4 separate regions of the Mus musculus genome follow, and all the other regions are linked to region 2. Evidence: chromatin loops called from intact Hi-C (ENCODE). Cell type or tissue: left cerebral cortex. All regions are shown on one strand. Region 1 holds the start of Stimate (STIM activating enhancer). Region 2 holds the start of Itih1 (inter-alpha trypsin inhibitor, heavy chain 1). Region 3 holds the start of Mustn1 (musculoskeletal, embryonic nuclear protein 1). Region 4 overlaps Stimate (STIM activating enhancer).

Region 1 (5,000 bases), 120 kb before region 2:
CCTGAGTGTGCAGAGCGGTGTCACACCTGAATGTACAGAGTGATATCATACCTGAGTGTGCAGAGCAGTGTCACACCTGAGTGTACAGAGCGGTGTCAACACCTGAGTGTACAGAGTGATGTCACACCTGAGTGTGCAGAGCAGTGTCACACCTGAGTGTGCAGAGCGGTATTTCTCCCAGACTTCTTTTGTCAGCTGTGTGTGCAGTTTTTTCATGAACTCTGTGTCTTCAACTAGTAATCTCCCTGTGCCCAGCCACGGCCTCTCTTGCTTTAACACACAGATCCTCTGGCTCTCCCTGAACATGAGCTGTAACTGCTGAGTGCTTAGTGTGTAAGGTCCTTCTCGGACTTAAAGGGAATGATGGGACTTTACATTTCCCTTATACGTTCATTTAGTTTCACAATCTTTTTCAATAAAAAAAACTTTAAATAAATTTACATTTCAATAAATTAAATATACATAAGTTAAAATTCAGGTAAATTTACATTTGCTGTGTGCCAAATCTGTGCCAAGAGTGAATCAACACTAGCTCTGCCTTTAGAAAGCTCATACCAGGGGAGAGACCTAGCTGTCTGAACCAACATACATACAGCTGAAAGTGCTGGTGGAGCAGAGCACACAGAAGGTGAAGGTGCAGTGGAGATGGGCAGACAGGTGGCTTGCCGCCTAGGCAGCAGCTCATGGCACAGGGCTAGAGAGTAGTATCCATACCGGTGTGCGAGGAGACGGTAAGAGAAAGGCTGCAGAATTGCATTTCCTATGGATTGCAGAGTCTATATCCCTGTTAAATAAAACAAACAAACTTTGGAAAGCATTTAGTCCTCTTTGATAATTAGAACTTCTTGAGGAAATGTCTTTAAAGTTAGTATTTATTGTTCCAAAAAGATACCTTGATGTAGGTTAGACCTGTACCATGCACATGCCCATTGACATGCAGCAGACAAGTCAGAGCTCTAGGGCACCAGCAAGAGGTGTCTAGAGAGACAGCAGAGATGTCTAGGGGTCTGGGTAGTAAGACAAACTTAAATTGGAGTCTGTGCACACCGGTGGTTTGGAGGTAAAAAAAAAAAAAAAAAGAAAGAAAAGAAACCAGACTGGGTGTGGTGGCATATGCCTTTAGAGAAAGTCGGGCAGATTCTGGGCTACATAATGAGTTCCAGATGCTGTCTCAAAACAAAATCCGTTCTATTTGTAGTTGTATCTCAGAAGTGAACAGAGCAAGGACTTGTGCATGTTGACTTTGCACTTAAACTCACCCTTTTTATAAAGCGAAAAGTGGCTGGATTGAAGTAACCATTTAAAGTGGGGGTGGGGGACAAGTGTAGTGGCACTTAACTGCAGTCCTAGCTACCTCGGAGGCTGAGGTGGAAAGATCATTTTTTTTGTCCAAAGGTTCAGATTAGCCTGGACAATTCAACAAGACCAATCTCAAGCAAAGTAGCAAAACCAGACAGACTGGTGTCACAGACCTACCTATAATTCACTTAGAGTGCGTGAGTGTGAAGATCAGGAGTTCAAGGCCATCATTGTTTCTAGGTCCTTGTTTTAAGTTTGAGGACAGGCAGGGTTAAGAAAGTGCCTGTTTCAAAACAAAACCCCCACAAATTATGTTTGGGAACAGGGATTCACCCTGGAGCTTTGAATAGTGAGTTGAATCCTCTGGCTTTTGACCATGAAAGTAGAACACTCAATCCCTGGCGTGGGAAGAAGACCTCAGACGGCTGAGACTATTGTACTCAATACCGTGCCTTAGCATAATGTTGCCTCAGGTTCTGGACTCCACTTCCGAAGTAGTGAACCGAATCTGAGGGCAGAATGTAGGAGTATTCTTAGGAAATTGTCCAGGGCATTTATAGATTTGCCTTGGAGGGGAAAGGGATTTAGCAACAGACTCCATCACTGTCCCTGACACTGCTCTCATGACCTAGAACACAGGGCTCTGGGGATTCCTTTTACACAGTCTGGCTCACCTGCTCTACCTACCTGCAGAGATTCTCCTCCAGCCCCGCCCCTAGCCCTGGCTAGAGCCCCGCCCCGGAGGGAATCGAAGCCCGCCTCACGCCTGGCTCAACCAATCAAGCTCTACGATCTCGGACGTCGGGTTACGCGCGGCGCGGAGGCGGCCGCGGGCTGAGATACCGGCACCCAGCTCCAGGTCCGGGGTCGCGGCTGGGCAGCGCGACCCGGGCTGCAGCGAGGCCGGCGGCCCCTCGCGCCCTCCCGTCAGGCCGCCATGCAAGGCCCGGGAGGGAACGTGAGCCGCGGATTGCCGAGCGGGCCGGCCTCCACGGTCGCGTCCGGGGCGGGCCGCTGTGAGAGCGGCGCGCTCATGCACAGTTTCGGCATCTTCCTGCAGGGGCTGCTCGGCGTCGTGGCCTTCAGCACATTGATGCGTGAGTCCGGGACCCCAGCCCCTCCCCGTCCCCACGTCGACCGCCGCAGTCCCAGCCCCACCCCGGGGACCCTCCTGCCCTTAGAGTTCCGGCCTGGGCACCGGGCCCTTGGGCTGCGGTGCCTCCCTCTCCCGCGAGACGGTGCTGGTTATTCGAGACTAGAAGGGAGTCCGGGACCCTGGGCTGAGAGCTTTTGGCCAGGAGTGACCCTGCCCCTCACCACCTCCACCTTAGACCTGTCTCTTGTCTGATGTCAGCCTAAATCTGGTCCCCTCCCACTTTGCCGTCGCAAATTAAGGTTACCTCACTTTTCGGTATGGACCGAGATTACCCCCCCCCCCCCATAGCTTCTTCTCAGGGGCTCCTCGTAGCCTTCCTCCCCTTGGCTCTTAGACCCCCACACCCTTAAGTGTCTGCTAGCCTAATGCTGGGCTCCTCTCTGAACCTTCACTCCCAGTGTTTGCCCTCTCTGTTGGGTGTGGGGAGACTCACCCACACCCACCTGTAGTGTTAGGGCAGTGCAGTCGGTGCTCCCACATTGCTGCGCGACCCCCAGCCCTACTCCCTCTATTGTTCAGGGAAGATCCTCTCTGACTGCCGCGGTACCCACATCCCAGCCTCCCTTTTCACCTGTTCAGCTCTGTCCTGAGCTTTCCCAATTAAGTTGTATCTGAAGTTTCCGCTTGCTGTTCTTCCAAACCACGTTTGTTATTTACATTTTTAAATTTCCTCTTTTTTCGTGAAACTCTGACAACCCTCCTGGTTGACTTGATGGAGGAGGCTAGAGGCTCCGGGAAAGTCTCAGAGGCACTTCTTGGGGAGTTTTATAGTAAAGAAGGAAGTCACAGATGGCCCTTGTTGCCCAATGGGGGTTGGAGGAAGGGTCATATTTGCCCTTGGGTTGGGAGGTTGTGCTGTTTCTCTGATGGGCACATACACACACACAGACACTAAAGGATGGAGTTCTCTTGGCACGTAGACCTGAGAGTGTCCCTGTGATGTGTTAGAGAGGAGTTATAACTAAGCTATTATATAGAGGCATTAATTCCAAAACTGACATGTTTTCACAACTGTGCTCTGTGGGCAGAATGGGGAGTTCCAGCAGGATGTAGTCTTCACTGGGGGTGGGGGTGTCCTGCTGCAGCTCTGAATGCAGATGCAGTAGGGTTATCCTTGCTTATTTATAACAAGAGGTTTCTTTGGGCAAACTCGCCCAGGCTTCAAGCGACCCTGGATAGCCCCTGATTCTGACCACTATTTCTTTATGGCTGCTTGGTTTTGAACAAGAAGTGCCCAACTTGCCACTGCTTCTTTGCCATTTTCTCTGCTGAAACTAATGTGTAGTTGTTCTCAAAATGATAGTTTGTGACAACTTAACCAGAATCGGTTGCTGACAGGTGCAGATTCTTTTGTGCCTGTGTTTTCAGGATACTATGAATGGGCTTCTGCTCCTTCCCACTCTTCTCTCCTCCAGCCACTGTCTTTTTTCAAGAAACTATAGGCTTCATTTTTATTATGCAAAACCTGGGATTTTGTAGTGTGGAGCTGACTGTTCTCATGGATTTGATTTGTGTGACTCCCAGGCTCACTTGTGATTCAGAGAGGGACATGCCATTATGTCAGGACAGAGTTGCTCACCGATGAGAATTGTCAGGGTAGATTTGTTCAGAGTGGTGGTACTGGCCCTGCAAGTCTTCGGGGACTCACTTCCTCACTGAATCTTCAGTGTGAGTTTATGCACACATCCCAGGGTTGCTAAGGACTTCCTGCGAGCATATATTAAGTGAGAAAGTCCATTCCTGTGCAGAGGAAGGCTCGATATGGAAGGGCTTCATGATCATGGCAGAAGGCCCTGGGCCAGTGAGTGGTAGTGTTATGTACAAGAGATGAGATGGCCACAACTGGGTCTATCCTGTAGAGCAAGCCAAGGTGGCAGGACTTTTGTACTAGATCAGGAGGCCTCCTGGGCTGCAGCCCATTTGGGAAGCACCTTTCATATGGCTTAGATTTCTTGGTCCTGTTGAAACAGAACTATAGGGCTTTTCCCTTTTGAATAGCCAGGAGGAGGGAGGAGGGAGGAATTCTTTTTTGGTTTTGGGGTTTGGGTTTTGTTTTCTTGTGTTTTTTGTTTGTTTGTTTGTTTGTTTTGTTTTGTTTTGTTGGTTTTTTGAGACAGGGTTTCTCTGTGTAGCCCTAGCTGTCTTGGAACTCACTCCATAGACCAGGCTGGCCTCGAACTCAGAAATTCACCTGCCCCTGGCTCCCGAGTGCGCCACCACCTCCACCCAACTGAGGGAGGAATTCTTAAGGGGCCAATTTATACTTTTGGACTGGATTTTTGCTGGGGAAGTACATCTGGCCGCTGTCAGACTCTGTCTTCCTGGTCACAAATATGTCTGGCTGAGCTGCTGGAGTCAAGGGCCAGCCTTCTGGGCCAGAGCCCAACTGGAAGTTCCTGAAGAAGTGGGGTGGGGGGGGGGGAAGCACTTTCCTCTGGCAGTCCTCTCTTTATGGTCTTCAGGCACATTCTTCTGGACAATTTGAACCAACAGTGTTGTCTGTACTCTCTGAGGTCTTTCCCTTTGCAGTACCGTGTCCTCTGAG
Region 2 (5,000 bases):
TCAGTAGATAACCATAGTCACAGAGGCCACATCACTCACTGGATTTGCTCCCCAAGTCAAAAGCTTTGAAAACAAGCAGTCAGAGGCTCTGATTTTCTGTGTAAGGTGGGAGGTGAGACCTCTAATGGACCTCTTTCCTCCTACCCCTCTAAGCTGGGGCTGGCCATGACCCAAGTGAGATCTCACTACTCTGAACTCAGGCTGAACAGGTGAGTGGACACAAGTGGAGTAGAGTGTAAGAGTTAGACAGGGCACGCACGCACATGGCAAAGTCACTGATGAAGGCTGTCTTGGGGATTTCCACATCAAAAGCCACTTCCCTGGCTTTATCAGCATTGTTGACCACTTGGCTGGTGATGACGTAGTGGGCAAAGCGAGAGGTGACTTTGCAATTGACTTTCAAGCTCTTGATGGACACACCATTGACTGACTGAAGATAATACTAATAATAATTAATAATAATAATAATAATAATAATAATAATAATGGACTCTACCCACTCTAGAGCAAAGTGCCCAGATTCCCAAAGAATACACCAGACCTCCCAAGAAGACCCTCTTTCTTTGCTGGAGACATGAGGTCACATTTCAAGTGATGGGAGCCCCCTGCCTGTTGCACTGACAGAGGCATACAGGGATGGGAAAAAGCAAACCTGTAGTAAGGGCCCCATCTTGGACCCCTTGGCCAAATAACTTACAGTGTCCACAGCGTGTCGCTTCTGCAAAACAAAACCACCACTAAGTGTGAGTGGGGACGCTCAGGGACCCTGATCCATTTATTAAGGGTGGGAATGGGGTCTGTGTGCTCTCCTCCTCCACCTCCCTCCTGCCGCTGGGAGGCTTCCTCTTCAAGAAGAAATGATCAGTGGGTGAGGGAGGCTCATGTCCCTGATGCAGGAGCTGCAGCCCCGGGGCCCAGTGCAGGGACAACTGCCTATCTATGCTAAGGGCTTACTCACATACCTCACTGCCCCTGGGTCTGCCTGTTGCCAAGCCCAAAGCAGGCCTGGCCTGCAGAGTGAGGAGCGGCAGCAAGCACAGCAGCACCCGGAGCCCTGTGGCACCCTCCATGATCTCCAGGCTCTCAATTCCCCGTCACTTCCCTCAGACTGTTAGTTAATACTGTGCTGGACAAACACAGTTTAAACATTAGACACAGCGGAGGCAAATAGCAGGGTTTAGGGAATCAATGAGCTGGGACGTAGCTCACTGGTAGATGGTTTGTCTACCGTTGTTGGTAGGTGCCATGCACTAAGCTCTGGATTTAATTCCTAGGGGAATATGTATATATATATCTCAACATGTTAAGTGAAGTTGAAGAAAAAGTTTGCAGATCCTGGGTGATGGCTCAGCAGGTAAAGAAATTTACCATAAAGCCTGACTACCTGAGTTTGGAACTAACTCCCTCAAGTTATCCTCTGACCTCCACCTATGGGTTGTGGCATGAATGTACTTACAAACACACACACACACACACAGAGACCGAGAGACAGAGAGAGAGAGAGACGGAGAGATGGAGAGACAGAGAGACAGAGAGACAGAGACAGAAAGACAGGCAGACACACATACAGAGAGAGATGGTTGGAGAGACAGACACACAGAGAGAGAAAGCAACAAAAAGTGTTCATGGCAGCTAGGCTTGGTGGCACACACCTACAATCCTAACACTAGGGAGGTGGGGTCAGGAGGATGAGTTCAAGACAAGCCTCAGCTACATTGGGAAACCAGTTGGGCTATATGAGATCTTGTCTTTAAACATGGGTGAGGAAGGGTGCTGAGCTGGATCAACAGCGGAGAGGTCTTGCTGCCTTTCCAGGGGACTCAAGTTTAATTGTCAGCCCCTGTGTTGGGAACCGCCACCCCCTTCTGGTTTCTGTGGGTACTGCATAGGCCCACATGTAGGAAAAATAACTTTTAAAACCATGGCAGTTACTACTTTCTTCTTGTAAACAGGCAGCTCAGGGCTGTGGAAAGTCCCTGCCAGACTCCAGATTGCCCTTGTGTATTTATCTGCACTCCGTCAAGAAGGCTTGTGGAGCCCTCAAATGCTTCCTTTCCTGTCTCAAGTACCAGGCAGCACCAGTCTCATATACAGTTAACTTTTGGCAAGAGGACAGAGGCGATACAATAGAATTTCTAAGCTTAATGAAGCTTTTCGTCCAGAATTCTTCAACAAACTTTCCAGTCATGCTTTGGCCACAGATGTGACTGGGTGTTATGACACCCAGTGACACATTTGGTTCTGATGATTCGGGAGGCTTGGGGGAAGCACAGCGGTGACCCATGCTCCGGGCGTATTGCATCATCTCGCTGACCTTCTTGCTGGATTTGGAAAGAAAAACAGAAGTCAGCTTTGTCCTGCTCCCACCAGGCCAGCATGCTGTCACCATGGAAGACACCAATGGCAGCACCTTCTTAGAATCAAGGCCTCTGGAAGCCTCGAGCAGTTGTTCTTTACTGTCTAAGGTCTAGTCATGTGTCTCTGGGACAGCCACACTTGAACTGAGGTCTCAGGCTCCAGCGCCCATCATGTAGAGAGGTAGGCATATGCCCTGAGACACAAAGCCGGGAAAACAGAGTGGAGACCCCAGAGGGGAGAGTCCTCAGAGGCCTGGCTTGCCCAACAAGTGGCTCAGCTTTTATGTGCAAACCCTGTCCCCGACAATCCACTGGACAGCTGCAGTCATTTGGTTAGGTCACTCTATGACCTGGGTTGGGATGTGACCCTGGTGAGATGAAGGGGACCTTGCAGAAGAGCTGTTTGCTTATCCTGGACTTTGTCTCCCAGAGGCAGCTTCTGGGAAAAGGGTTTTGGCCTTGGGGCAGGGTGACCTTCTGACCTGTTTTCTGCCTTTGTGGAAGATTAGACAGGTCAGCATGCTTCTGTACATTTGAGGGTCTGTTTTGTTCTTTAGCAGCACAAAAAGAGCCTGGTGGGCTGGGCACAATGGTAGGAGCTGGGGTGCAAGGATGATGGAACTTAGTTGCCCTGATATGATCGGGAAGGGAGACAAACCAGTGGAACAGTGAATCCTAGGGACTGTCTGGAGGCTGGGGATGCCTAAAGATCTGTAGACCCTGGGAACTCATCTCCGTGGGAATCAGAAGGTGTCTGGGGAAGTGTGACACTTGGGAAAGTGAACATTGGGAGAGAAGGAACTTTGGCAAGTGATCAGGATCAACTGGATGGAACCAGTGGGTTCTAGTTTCAGTTTGTTGCTGTTACAAACACTAGAGGATAGGAGGGCTTGTTTTCAGCTGGTAGGTTACAAGGCGTCATCGAGGAAAGCCAGGGAAGAAACTCCAAGCAGGAACGTGAAACAGAAACCATGGAAGAATGCTACCTGGTGGCTCACTCATGGACCCATGCTTAGCTAGCTGAAGATTACCTGCATAAGGTATGGTGCTGCTCACAGTGGGCTGGGCCCTCCTACATCAATTAACGATCAAGACAACCCCCTGCAGACACTACCACATGTCAATCTGCTCTGGGCAATCCCTCAACTGAGACTCAGGTGGTTCTAAGCTTTGTCAAGTTGACAGTTCAAAAAAACTAAGACGGAGTATCTGTAGACCCTTAGCTTGTGGGATGGAAAACACCGAGGTGCCCAAGACTGGAATGCTGAGAGCTAGTTACTGTGGTATACATTTGCAGTCCCAGCTACTGAGGCAAGAGGATCAGTTGAGGATCAAGGGTCCATGGAAGCTTGGGACAGCAAGGAACACAAGCAGATTCTTGGCTGTTGAGAGAGATGAGTCATGCCAAATCCGGTTCACAGAAGGAAACGAGGAGCATGCTGATTTGGCTCCAGGGGTGGCAGGTGACAGAAAAGGACAAGGAGAGGGGAAAATGACCAGTGTGAGCATCTTGTATGCCCCATTCCATTGCTGTTCTCAACTTCCCCCAGGAGTCAGCTACTGTTCCAAACCCCATGTTTAGGATGAAGAGTGCGATTGGCCCAATCGTGGCTATGGGAAGAGGAGATAGACAGGAAGCAGATGAGGTTGCTAAGGATTAAGCTTGAGGGCCTGGGAAGATGGCTGCCTCCCATTCCTGATGCTGTGCGCTCTGCACCATGATGGACTGAACCCTCAGGCTGTGAGCCAAAGGCCCTTAAGTGGATTCTCGGCAGATATTTAGTGATGGCAGCAAAAGTCACTCATACAGCTGGGAGTGCAGCTCAGTGGCAGACTGCTTGCTGGGCAGCTGAGAAGCCCTGGGTCTAATCCAGAGTAGTGCTAAAAAACAAACAAACAAACAAAAACAAAGAAAAAACAAAGATGTGAAAAGGATGTTAAAAAAAAATTCACCATGCTCCACACTGTTCCATCCTCGTTCCCCGCTCTTCTTCTTCACCTCATCCATGGTCCCTATGGGGCTGGCTGTGTGAGACTTCTGTAAACAGCTGTTCACCATCCACATAGCATATGGATGTCTGCCTGCCTGTCTGTTGCCTGCCCATCCGTCTGTTCGTCCTTCTGTCTGTCCATTTTAAAGCACAGATACAAACAGCACCAAACCCTGGGAGACATCAAACCAGTAGAAAGCAGAAGTACTCAAAAGGAAAACCAGTGTGGACAGGACAGTAGGAGAATCTGGAACATTCTAGAAAGGGATAATGGGGAAGATTTCCCAAAGGACAAAGATGTCCTTTTAGGAACCAGGCAGTGGAGGCACACGACTTTAATCCCAGCACTCAGGAGGCAGAGGCAGGCGGACTTTTGAGTTTGTGGCCAGCCTGGTCAACAAAGTGAGTTCCAGGACAGTCAGGGCTACCCAGAGAAACCCTGTCTCAAAAACTAGCAACAACAAAAAGTTGTCTTTTTAGGGAGAAGTAAAATAGATGTTGTCTCAGATGGTGCAACTATTGAGTCTTAAAGAGAATCAAAAGAAAACAAAACATCGCCTACCCTAAACCCTAGATTACCACAATGGATTGTAGCCCTCCAAAAAGTCACAACATGTGAACAGACAGACAATATATCTGTGGTACTAAAAGT
Region 3 (5,000 bases), 64 kb before region 2:
ATGTCCATTGTAGACGGGAGGGAGTGGAGAGAAGTCTAAGACAAACCTCCAACCCACATCTACCACAGCCCACCTCAGGCTTAGGGTCCCTGCATTGCCACCAGTGATCTTTCCATGCAAAGATGAAGTTAGTGGTGGGTGCTAAATGATTTTCCAAGGGAGCTCTACTCTTTACTACAGCTTAATAGCTGAAGTGGCATTCACCCCAGCCCTCTAAAGTCCTGCCAGCCAGCTTCCAAGTGTCCATCTTAGACAGAAGCCCTCTATAGGCCTTTACTAGCAAGCATGGTCTCCTCCGGGCCTATACTGTACCTTGCTTTGTCTCTTTATTAAACTTGTCCCAGGGCTGGCTAGAGGACCAGGACACCAACAAGACTGTGATATGGCAGCTCCACAGGGTCTCGGCCTTCCTGGCTACTCACTCTGAGTTGGCTGTGCTCACCATGAGGAAGTGTTTCCAAGCAACAGAAAGGAAGTTTCTCCCCTGCTAATGTGCTGGGATGGAAAATCTATTTCCAGTGGAATCCAGGAGTAGAAGAGAAAGCTAAACAAACTCAGAGCATCCACCCTTGTTCAGGGCCCTCCCTCTCCTCAGAGACTTCCCCTCCCACCCCTGCCACTGGGATGGGTTCTTGCAGTCAGCCTGGGCAGGCTGTCTCACACATTCCAGGGTTCACATTCATAAACACAGTCTGTGAACAACAGTGCCAACACCTCCCACCGTCGAGTAAGCAGCTGTCCCCAGAGATGCGGGGTCCCCGCGGCCATCTCCTCTCACCAGGGCAGCTGCCCATCATCGCCAAGAATAAACTCCAGCTAGTCGCTGCGTGGATCTGAATCATCTGAGAGCTTCCAAAGGAGGGGAGTGACTACCCAGGACGCACAAGCAGACTATATAAGTTCCCAAGGGTTGGGCCTCACGCAGATCCTTTCCTGTGGCTACTGCCTGCCAGAGAGCTACCAACAGCGAGCTTGCTTGGCATCCAACATGTCCGAGGTAAGGAGGCCCAGAAGGGACTAGTTGGTGCCAAGGAAGTTGCGAGGGCAAGGCTGGACACTAAGTAGTAGTGCCTGCTCTGAAGTAAAAGCCAAAGCTAAACAGAAGCACCGTGGCCCTTCCAGGCTGGCCTCTGGACACCCTGGGTCTCACCAGGCTCTGGTGAAAGGCCTTGACACTTCAGGCGTGTGAGGGGTTGGAGGTGGGGAGTGCCTATATAGAACTGTGCGCCTTTGTATGGAGATGAGGGAGCTAGCCTTGCTGGCTTAGTGTGTCCTGATGTGTACACATTTGTAATCTGGAGGAAGGATGAGGGGCGGAGACTGTACCTATAGATCTGTCTGTCTCCCTGTGAGGGTGTGTCTGCAGGCCTGCGTTTCCCTGGGAGCTCAGCCCAGGCTGAGTGAGGGAATCCTTGCACCTGCCTGCAGGGCTTAAGAAGGAATCAGGTGTCAGCCTCACAGGCGCCCGCCCGGGTGGTAGAGAAGGGTGAGCACTAAATCTGGCTTTCCCGGCTCTACTGGGCAAGAACAACAAGGTCATCCTTGCTCCTTTCTCCATGGCTGTCTACCCCGATCCCTCCCCAAACACAGTAAACATCAGTGGTTTTGTTTTAGGGAAAGGGGGGAGGGGCAGTCTTACGGACTTCACCACCTCTGTGAACAGATCTTAGAATTCCTGAGATTACCAAGGGCTCCTCAGTCTTAGAGTTCATCTTTTTGCTCTCCGCCCTTGTGTCCAGTCCTGAACTCGGCCTGACAAACAGGCCAGTGTGAGGATGCAGTGGTCACCACCCCCAGGAGTTCCCTCCCTGTCTGTGGGGAAAGGTCAGATGTCCAAGTCAGGCTAAGAAGGCAGGGAGGTGGCGGGGAACTTGCAGTTGGGAGAGGAGTGAGCTTTGAATCGGCTTAATTCGGAAGCCTGGGAAGGAGGAGCCCCCGCCAAAGTTGGGGGGTCTTCATCTCAAGGCATTGAATTGTAAGGCTCTCGACTTTTCCAAGGCTGGCACTCCTGAAGGCCCCATCAAGAAGAAGCGGCCCCCTGTGAAGGAAGAAGACCTGAAGGGGGCCCGAGGGACCCTGGCCAAGAACCAGGACATCAAGTCTAAGACATACCAGGTCATGCGGGACTACGGTGAGTGTCCCCCGGGCATGTGGTAGAATTGGAGACACAAGCATCCCCCGGTGGTAGCTAAGAGGTGTTGAGGGTCTCTGGGCATAGGAGGGGCTGCACACAGCATAGGGAGCCCTGCCTCTGAGAAGACCAGTTTAGGTCCCTGATGTCACCTCCTCCATCTCTTGCCTCCAGAGCAAGCCGGCTCAGCTGCCCCATCTGTATTCAGCCGCAACCGCACAGGCACCGAGACAGTCTTTGAGAAGCCCAAAGAGGGACCAGCCAAGAGCGTGTTTGGCTGAGACATGCACATTGCACCATCCACCCGGACACAGGAGCCTCCCCACGAACTTTTTTTTTTTTGTAATGCTGGAAGATGCCTTTCCTCTGCTGTCTCTTGAACCATCATGACTCCCACAACCCTAGCCCTTGGAAACACCAATAAAGAGTATGCCCAATGTCCCCAACCTTGGGACGTTGCCATGGCCGCTACCTGCAGAAGAGAGGGAAGTGTGGGGACATAGCATATCTGGTGCCCTTCCTGGACTCTGAGGTGGGACAGGGAATAATGTGTGTGCTCTCAGAACCACTGAGGTGTTCCAGGCAGAGCCTTAGCCGTGGAGTCCTGGTGCGGACTTTCTGATGCGTGTAGGAGACAGTTCTTCCTAAATCTCTGTTTTAGGCTGGGAAGATGGTGCCATAGCTAAAAGTACTTGCCATTTCTTTAGAGGACTCTGGTTCAGTTCCCAAATATCCTCATGGTAGCTCATAACCATTGAACTCTGCCACCCTCTTCTGGCCCCTGCGGGCATTGCATTACGTGTGGTATGCCTGTAGTCAAAATACTCACGTACCTAAAATAAAAATGAAATGGAAAAGTAACCTTCGGTTTCCCATCATGCACAGCAGGAGAGTTGAGTTAATGTCTATGGCATAAAGCAGGTTTCAGTAACAGAGAGACCTTGTTGGAGGCCGAGCTCCCTCTGCCTGCCTCAGAAGGTGCTGCAGTGTTTCCAGGGTCCTCCAAGCCCATTATCCTTACTCCTTTGCCCATGGTGTCTCTGGACTGTATGTCTCCATCTCAAAGCCCAAACTAGGTGTGGTTCCTCTGGCCAGTGGCCGTGAGTTTCCAAGACTCCTCAGCAACCATGTCCCGCCCCCCAGCATGGTGGCCGGGGTATGAGAACACCAGGTTCCTAGCTGTGTGCCATCTGTCTCCTCAGACCTGTGTCCTATGTCTGCTGTGTCAGGTTGAGGAAGCTAAAAGCTTGCCCAGTTAGAATGGCAAGAACACAGGCAGGCCAATAATGGCTCCTGAGAGCAGACCTACAGGGCCTGGCTCATGGATGACTCCTCCTGAGAAGCTCCTGTGACCCCTGGGCAGGTAGCTCTGGCTCCAGGCTGGGCCTATCCTCTGGGTCCCAGAGGAGCAGACGTCTTGTGGGGACAGAGCCAGCACTTGCTCACTGGACCTCTTAATAATGTCCTTCCCAGCAGAACTGTGTACTGTCCAACCCCACTCCCATCCAGAGCCTGGAGGGTGAACGGACACACAGGAGTGTGGCCTCTGACCATAGCCTTGCAAGGGAAGGCAGGGTTTTCATAGAAGCAACAGAAATTTCCTCAAAGTTTCCAACGCCCTGTCCTAGGGACAGATGCCACCAGCCTTGAGGTAAACCACACCAATGAAGACAACACACCAGTAGCTGGCCACACTTCTGGGTCCGTAGACTCAGGAGTGGACTTTCCAGGGCCACCAGAGGACACCAACTCCAGCTGCATCAAGTATTCAATATTTGTTTGCTTTATTACAGTGTCTATTATTTTAAAAAAAAAAAAGTACTTAGTGGGTGAGGGTAAGGTGTCCCCCACCTCTACCTCATCCTTTGAAAGTTACAGCAGGCAGGAGAAATGGCTCTGGACTCATGAGAGAGGGAGAGCTGGCTCTGCCCTCACTAGCTACAACACTCCAGAGATCAGACCCCTGCACCTCTCCTGAGCACTGCAGTACAGCTGACCCTGGAGTGGGGGTGGGTCGCAGGTGAGCAAGCCCAGAGGGTGTGAGCATGGGAGCCCTGCCACTTGTCTGACATGTGGTGGCATGGGCAAGGGGAAGATGCCACCCTTTGACCCTTCCCACCTATGGCAGGCGGGAGAGTTGGCCCCAAGGTCATGGGAGCTAGAGAACTAGCCTTGTGCCTCATCTACTGCAGCATTTGGGAGAACAGGCCCTGCCCCTTGCCTGCACACCGCAAGAGAGCTGGCTCTGCTGGAGAGCATGAGACCAGGAGAGCTGACTGTCCTTGCTGGCTGTGGCATTAGGTGAGCTAGCCCGGGCAGTGCTGGAGAACTCGCCTTGTGCTGTGGGTACAGGAGAGATGGAGGGTGGACCAGCTCAGCTACCACCCAAGCCCAGATCTAGGGCTTTGAGTTGGCCCATGCCAGCATCTCCCCCATCCATGAACTGCCGGAGCGTGTGAAGGGGCTGGTCCTACAGATAAAGATGCAGGGTCTCCAAGACACAGAGCCACAACAGAATTTCCAAGAGGAGTCCCTCTCAGGGGATTCAGTATTTATAGCATAGCAGGAGCCAGAAGCCTCCAACGGGACCAATGACTCATTTCAGTGAACATCTCCAAGTAAAAAAGTATAAACAAAAGAGTATACTGTGGGACACAGTCACACATTACAGCTTTGACAACAAGATTTACCCACTTTGGGCTGGAGGTTTCAAGGGCAAAAGGTAGTGGGGAGATGAGTGGGATTGGGGTGGGTGATGTGAAATTCACAAAGAATCAACAAAAAGTTAAATTAAAAAACAAAGCCGGGCAGTGGTGGCGCACACCTTTGATTCCAGCACTTGGGAGGCAGAGGCAGGTGGATTTCTGAG
Region 4 (5,000 bases), 78 kb before region 2:
CCTAGGTCTAGGCCCTCTGTGTGTTTTGCGTGGTATCCTTTGGTGTCTCCTGGCCTCTGGGTGTAGGGATGGTTATGAGGCTTGGCCACAGACTTGGTCTGTTTTCCCTAAGGTGGTTGCTGCTCTCCTGTCCGGTTGGTAACACTTGCTGGTTCTGTTTTATGCAGGTTTTTAGACACTTCCAAACAAGCCATAGGGATGCTCTTCATCCACTTTGCAAATGTGTACCTAGCAGATCTCACTGAAGAGGACCCTTGTTCACTGTGAGTGGCTTGTATTTGAACTTAACCTCCATTGAAGATATGGACTGGCCTTCTCTTCCCTTGCCAGCACAGCTCTCTAGCTTGGGGGAGGTACCCATCCTTTCTCCTCTCTCTAGTTTCATCCTGTATGTGCCTTCATGAGTTTGTACACTCCACTTTTGGTTGGTTCTCAGGACTTTGACAGTTACCTTGTGTGTTGGCTTTCTGTTCATCAGTCTAAGTTCAGTCCTTTGTCTTTCTAGTGCCCAAGTTCACAGCAGCCCCTCATCAGGAAAGGATAACACTCAAGAACGGCTGTGTGCTAGATGCAGAGCACACGGGTGTTTCCTGTGCTATGAGATGTTCAAAGTTATCGTTGGGCATCACTGGCCTCTCTGACACACAGAGCATCCATCTGTCAGTGTGGACTGCCTTCCACATGAGGTGCAGAGCAATGTGTCTGCTACCTTATCCATGCCCTAAAACACTTTACATCTTACTGGAGGAGGAATAGTCATTCCCCTAGCAGACAGAGTGGCAGAGGTTTCACTCCAATTCCAACTCTTACTTCCCTTTTCCAACTTCAAGTGGGAGGTACCAGAAGGCTATAGTACCTAAAGTTCACACAGTGCAGACATGGTGAAGCTGGACATAGACCAGTCTGTGTACTCTGTACACATCAGTACCCCCATGATGCTCTAATGCCTAAATGAATCCTCTGTGTTAAATGCAGAGTCAAATTTGGTCTTGGCTTCCAAGGGCAGCACACAGTAGGCTCAGGAAGTATTTGACAAGTATATAAGTGAATGCAAGACTGGATATACCCATTGTCCTTGTTATCTTTCAGGCTTCATCTCAGATGTGAACCTGCAGGTGTGAATATCCTTCTACACCAATTAGAGATAGTGTCAGAGCAGGACCCTCCTGCCAGAATGGAAACTGCTTTGGAAGCTGGGACTATTCTTTCTGATTCTGGTCTGAGAGTGACCCCTTGTGTCTTTAAGGAGGAAGAGCAAGCTGCCTGCCTCCCTCTCAGTGCTCTGGGTTCTGGGGACCAAGCACAGTATGCTGGCCCCGTGTTGCAGTATTATGCACATCACAAAGCCCAGACGGGGGCAGAGGTCTGCTGGTCTACATAAAGTGTCTCAGCCTTAGCAACTTGGAAGCTCCTTGAAGCCAAGTCTTGCACGGTCCTTGAGCTTATCCACAGGGAGTTCAAAGCCCTTTAGTATCACAGGGTCATTATCTGCTCCATGGCCTCACTTTCATCTTAGTCTGCCTCAGTAACTGGAGCCTGTGTCCAGTGGTGCTCAGCTGGATCTACGCAGAAGGAGGCTAGGTAAACAAGGGGCTTTACCTTGGTGAAAACAAGGTTATATCTCAGGAAAGTGGAAGCCAACCTTATAAGAATGGTCACTATTGGCATGCCTCCCCATGTTCCCTTCTCCAATCCTCTGGCCTTTTCTTGGGGCAGCAGAACTCTCTCATTGAAGTATAAAAGTCACATCTGGGACTATAGCTCTGATAGAACATTTGCCTAGCGCGCGCACACACATACACACAGTGCTAGGTTCCATCACTAAAAATAAAAAAATAAAAATACTGTTTGCACACGTGGTTACAGACAGGGCTGAACATGCAGCTGTGCGACCCTGCCTGATTTGCCTAAGAAGTCTCAGAAACCATTTTCCTTGAATGCCCTAGGAAAGTGGCACAGTTACACCACCTCCCTGGCCTGGAAACACCGGGATGAACAGAACCACTCGATGGACTTATTGTTGTCGATGGGGGTTTGTTCTCCTCGGTTCCCTTAGCTACTTCCAGGTGTGCTGTCTTCTGCTGAATCTTGGCCTTGGCACATACACTTGAAGTTTATAAAGCTTCTTTGTCCTTCTCTTTCCTGTTCTTCAAGTTTTTGATATTAGCACCTTTTCAGACTCCTGGAAATGGAAGCCACCATTCTGTAGTCTCTTGCATGTTGGAGTACTACTCTCCCTCAGTAAAGCCAAACATAGGCTGGGTCTGTTAGCCTTCATCTGGGACCCTGGTAAGTGCCACAGTGAGGCCACAGCTTAGTGGCTTTATTCCCTGACCATGCTGGTATGGCCTCTCTTTCTAGGTACCTCATCAACTTTCTTCTGGACGCCACTGTAGGCATGCTGCTCATTTATGTGGGCGTACGCGCCGTCGGTGTCTTGGTGGAGTGGCAGCAGTGGGAATCCCTGCGTTTTGGAGAATATGGTAATGTCCAGGGACACTGGGTAGGGCCTGCTGGGGACTCTGAAGTCAGGAGGATTTGGGCTGTTCACTGTCTTCTTGTGTGGACACAGAGAAGTTCACTTTAGGGCTTGAGACTCACTTTCCTAGGAGCTGGGAGCAAGTATTTCACTGCCAAGATCTCCATTGTGGGGGAAAAGAATTGCAGAAGCCAGGAGACAGCCCTTCCCCCAGAGGCACTTGGTCCCACATGCAGGACTGCAGGGCCACCTCGTCCTGCTGAGCTTCCCAAAGAGTTCATGTCCCCTGCCCACCACATCAGATAGATGGGAGCAGCTGTTGTTTGGGAAGGCTGTCCACAGTGAGGTGAAAGCCTGTCCCTCTTTCCACTACCATCCTGCGATTGTCCTGTCACCCGATTACTCTGCTAGAACGTTTGCCTAGTGAGGAGATCCTGGTGAGGAGCTACTCGTAAGGAGCAGTGTTAGGAGCTCACCACAAGAGGGCGCCAGGACAAGTGTGTACAATCTGGATCCACACTCCTTCCATGCCATGGCTCTGGGCCCAGAGACCTACTGTCTTCTAGGTGGTTGAAGACCTCTGAGAGAATGACAGTTTAAAAGGGCACATGATTGCTGGAGCTGGCTGGGGAGTGCCTTGGGTATTTCTAGAAATCTTAAGTAATTGTTTGTCTTCAGTGAGGGAGTATGAGTTCAGGGGAGGGCTTTTCTTAGCCTGTTACTTGATGCCAGTGAGTCAGTGACTTAAGATAGGGCCCAACATAGCATGTGCCTCAGGACTCAAGGGAAGGAGGCTTCTAAGATGTCCAAACCCATAGAGTTCTCAGCTTGCGGGACAGAAATGGCCACAGCACATGTGGACCAGTCTGACATCATTCTCATTTATAAAACAGGCAACTAGGAGTTAAGTGACGTACCTGGTCAGGACATGTTTGTGAGCTCTGTGTCCTCTGCATCAGGGGTCCTAAAAACTTCCAGGACCTCCACCAGCACTGCTTACCTGCACCTCAGCTATAGAGATCCCTGTGTGGAAGGCAGAGCTGTCAGATACACAGTAGCTGACACTGTATCGGTTGACTGAGAACAGGGGTCCGGTCTGGTCCCCTACACCACCAGTTCTCAAGCAAGTTTTATCTGCCTCCTCCCCAAGGATGGAAAGAAGGGAAAAAGGCAGTAGCTTTGTGTGAGCCCTGTCCTCTTGGCCCAACCCCTTAAACTAGTCACTGGTGTTGGGAACCAGAGTCCTCAAGTGTCTCCAGAGAAAACATCCCTTTGTCAAGGGCCACCCCAAGTCCTCATTCCCTGGACTGTCTCCCTGCTGCCTGCGGCATCGTAGTTGTTGGTTGTTGTTCTGCACTGCTGTAAGAAATCAACACAAGCTTAGTGACTTAAGACAACCCAAATGGATTTATCTGTGGTCCCTTCAAAAGTCCAACGCAGTTCTATTGGGTAAACACGAAGGCAGCATTAGGGCTGCGTCATTCTAGAAGTGATGCAGATGTTGTTCGGTTGCCTTGTCCAGCCTCTAGTTCTGTCTGGGTCCCTGGCTTATGATTCTCTCCCTCTGCCTTCAAAGCCAGCAGCCAAGTTCTCAAGGTATAACATTCTGACCTTCCACCTTGAAGTGGCCCTGTGCTTACCCTGAGTGCGTCTGGACACTCCAGATGCTCCATTTAAAGTCTGAATAGAAACCCTAATTCCATTAACAGCCAGAATTCCCCTTGCCTGGGTCACAGTACATAGCATGGGTTCCAGAGATTGGGATGTGGACATCTTTGCAGGACCATTATTCTGCCTTCTACACTAGGAACTCCATGTAGGCCTCACAGCTCTCAGGGAAATAAAGAAGAAGGGGTTGCTCTCAAGATAGCATGTTGGGTTCCTAGGAGAAGTCATGGGACTTGAAACATAAGCACTGTTGTTTGGTTTGAGGGGTGAACGGTTTTTGAGTCACAGGTGAGATCTGTAGTCTGATGACCAAGTTTCTCTTGCCCTGAAGACAGGATAGTGTTCAGTGGCACAGTATATCATAGGCTTTCCTGCCGGCTCATCCACGTGCTCCCTTCCAGAGGCTTCTCAGCACACACGTGTTCCTTCCTTTTGGCCCCTATTCCCATAACAGCCTGCGAGAATAATTTACCGGAACAAACCATGTCCCTGAGGTTGCCCACTACATACAGTAGAAAACAGGGCACACTGGCATGCTTACTGACCGTATTTGTCCTCTAGACAGAACTTCAGGGAGCATTTGAAAGACTGTCAAGGGAACAGAAATAATCAAACAAACTGTCACATGTCCACTCAGTCCGCCTCCAGTGACCTGTGGCCTGGTACACCGAAAGCGAGGGTATATCAGCTAGACACGGGCACTTTTATCTCTCGTGGGTGGTTTTCAACATTTTTATTTTAGTATAAAACAACAACAGGCCGTGGAAGCTGCACTGTACAAACTGAGAAAGAAGAGGAAACTGATGTCTGTCTTCTCCGTTACTCACAGCCTCCGTTCTAGGCAATGGAGTGA

The links. A loop is a pair of places that touch in the nucleus more often than their neighbours do. Peaks named below come from ENCODE experiments on the same cell type or tissue, not always from the same donor. Only the 100,000 strongest peaks of a DNase experiment are listed, where the experiment ranks them.
Region 1: it touches region 2 in a loop (2.9-fold over the local background); 4 of 42 quality-filtered maps call a loop at or near these places.
Region 3: a loop joins it to region 2, with 5 times the contacts of the local background. A loop is called at or near these places in 13 of 42 quality-filtered maps.
Region 4: a loop joins it to region 2, with 5 times the contacts of the local background. A loop is called at or near these places in 17 of 42 quality-filtered maps.

Annotation. Positions count from the first base shown.
Region 1 is chr14:30,823,495-30,828,494 of GRCm38, forward strand. Stimate (STIM activating enhancer) reads left to right here and starts at 2,100. Exons shown (of 8, transcript NM_028839.4): 1 at 2,100-2,396. The coding sequence starts at 2,237. In left cerebral cortex, CTCF peaks have their summits at 2,356 and 2,556; a DNase peak (open chromatin) is centred at 2,072; H3K4me3 peaks cover 1,718 bases; H3K27ac peaks cover 597 bases.
Region 2 is chr14:30,942,197-30,947,196 of GRCm38, forward strand. Itih1 (inter-alpha trypsin inhibitor, heavy chain 1) reads right to left here and starts at 1,093. Exons shown (of 22, transcript NM_008406.3): 1 at 963-1,093; 2 at 698-718; 3 at 264-430. The coding sequence starts at 1,070. In left cerebral cortex, a CTCF peak has its summit at 1,878 (motif pointing left); a DNase peak (open chromatin) is centred at 1,854.
Region 3 is chr14:30,878,619-30,883,618 of GRCm38, forward strand. Mustn1 (musculoskeletal, embryonic nuclear protein 1) reads left to right here and starts at 639. Exons shown (of 3, transcript NM_181390.3): 1 at 639-997; 2 at 1,999-2,131; 3 at 2,306-2,992. The coding sequence starts at 989. The coding sequence ends at 2,412. In left cerebral cortex, a CTCF peak has its summit at 2,923 (motif pointing left); DNase peaks (open chromatin) are centred at 751, 1,338 and 2,908; H3K27ac peaks cover 1,097 bases.
Region 4 is chr14:30,864,262-30,869,261 of GRCm38, forward strand. Stimate (STIM activating enhancer) reads left to right here. Exons shown (of 8, transcript NM_028839.4): 3 at 168-263; 4 at 2,362-2,483. Among named protein-coding and RNA genes, the nearest start is that of Mustn1, 12 kb to the right of the region's middle. In left cerebral cortex, CTCF peaks have their summits at 1,238 (motif pointing left) and 2,965 (motif pointing right); DNase peaks (open chromatin) are centred at 1,230 and 2,972; H3K27ac peaks cover 2 bases.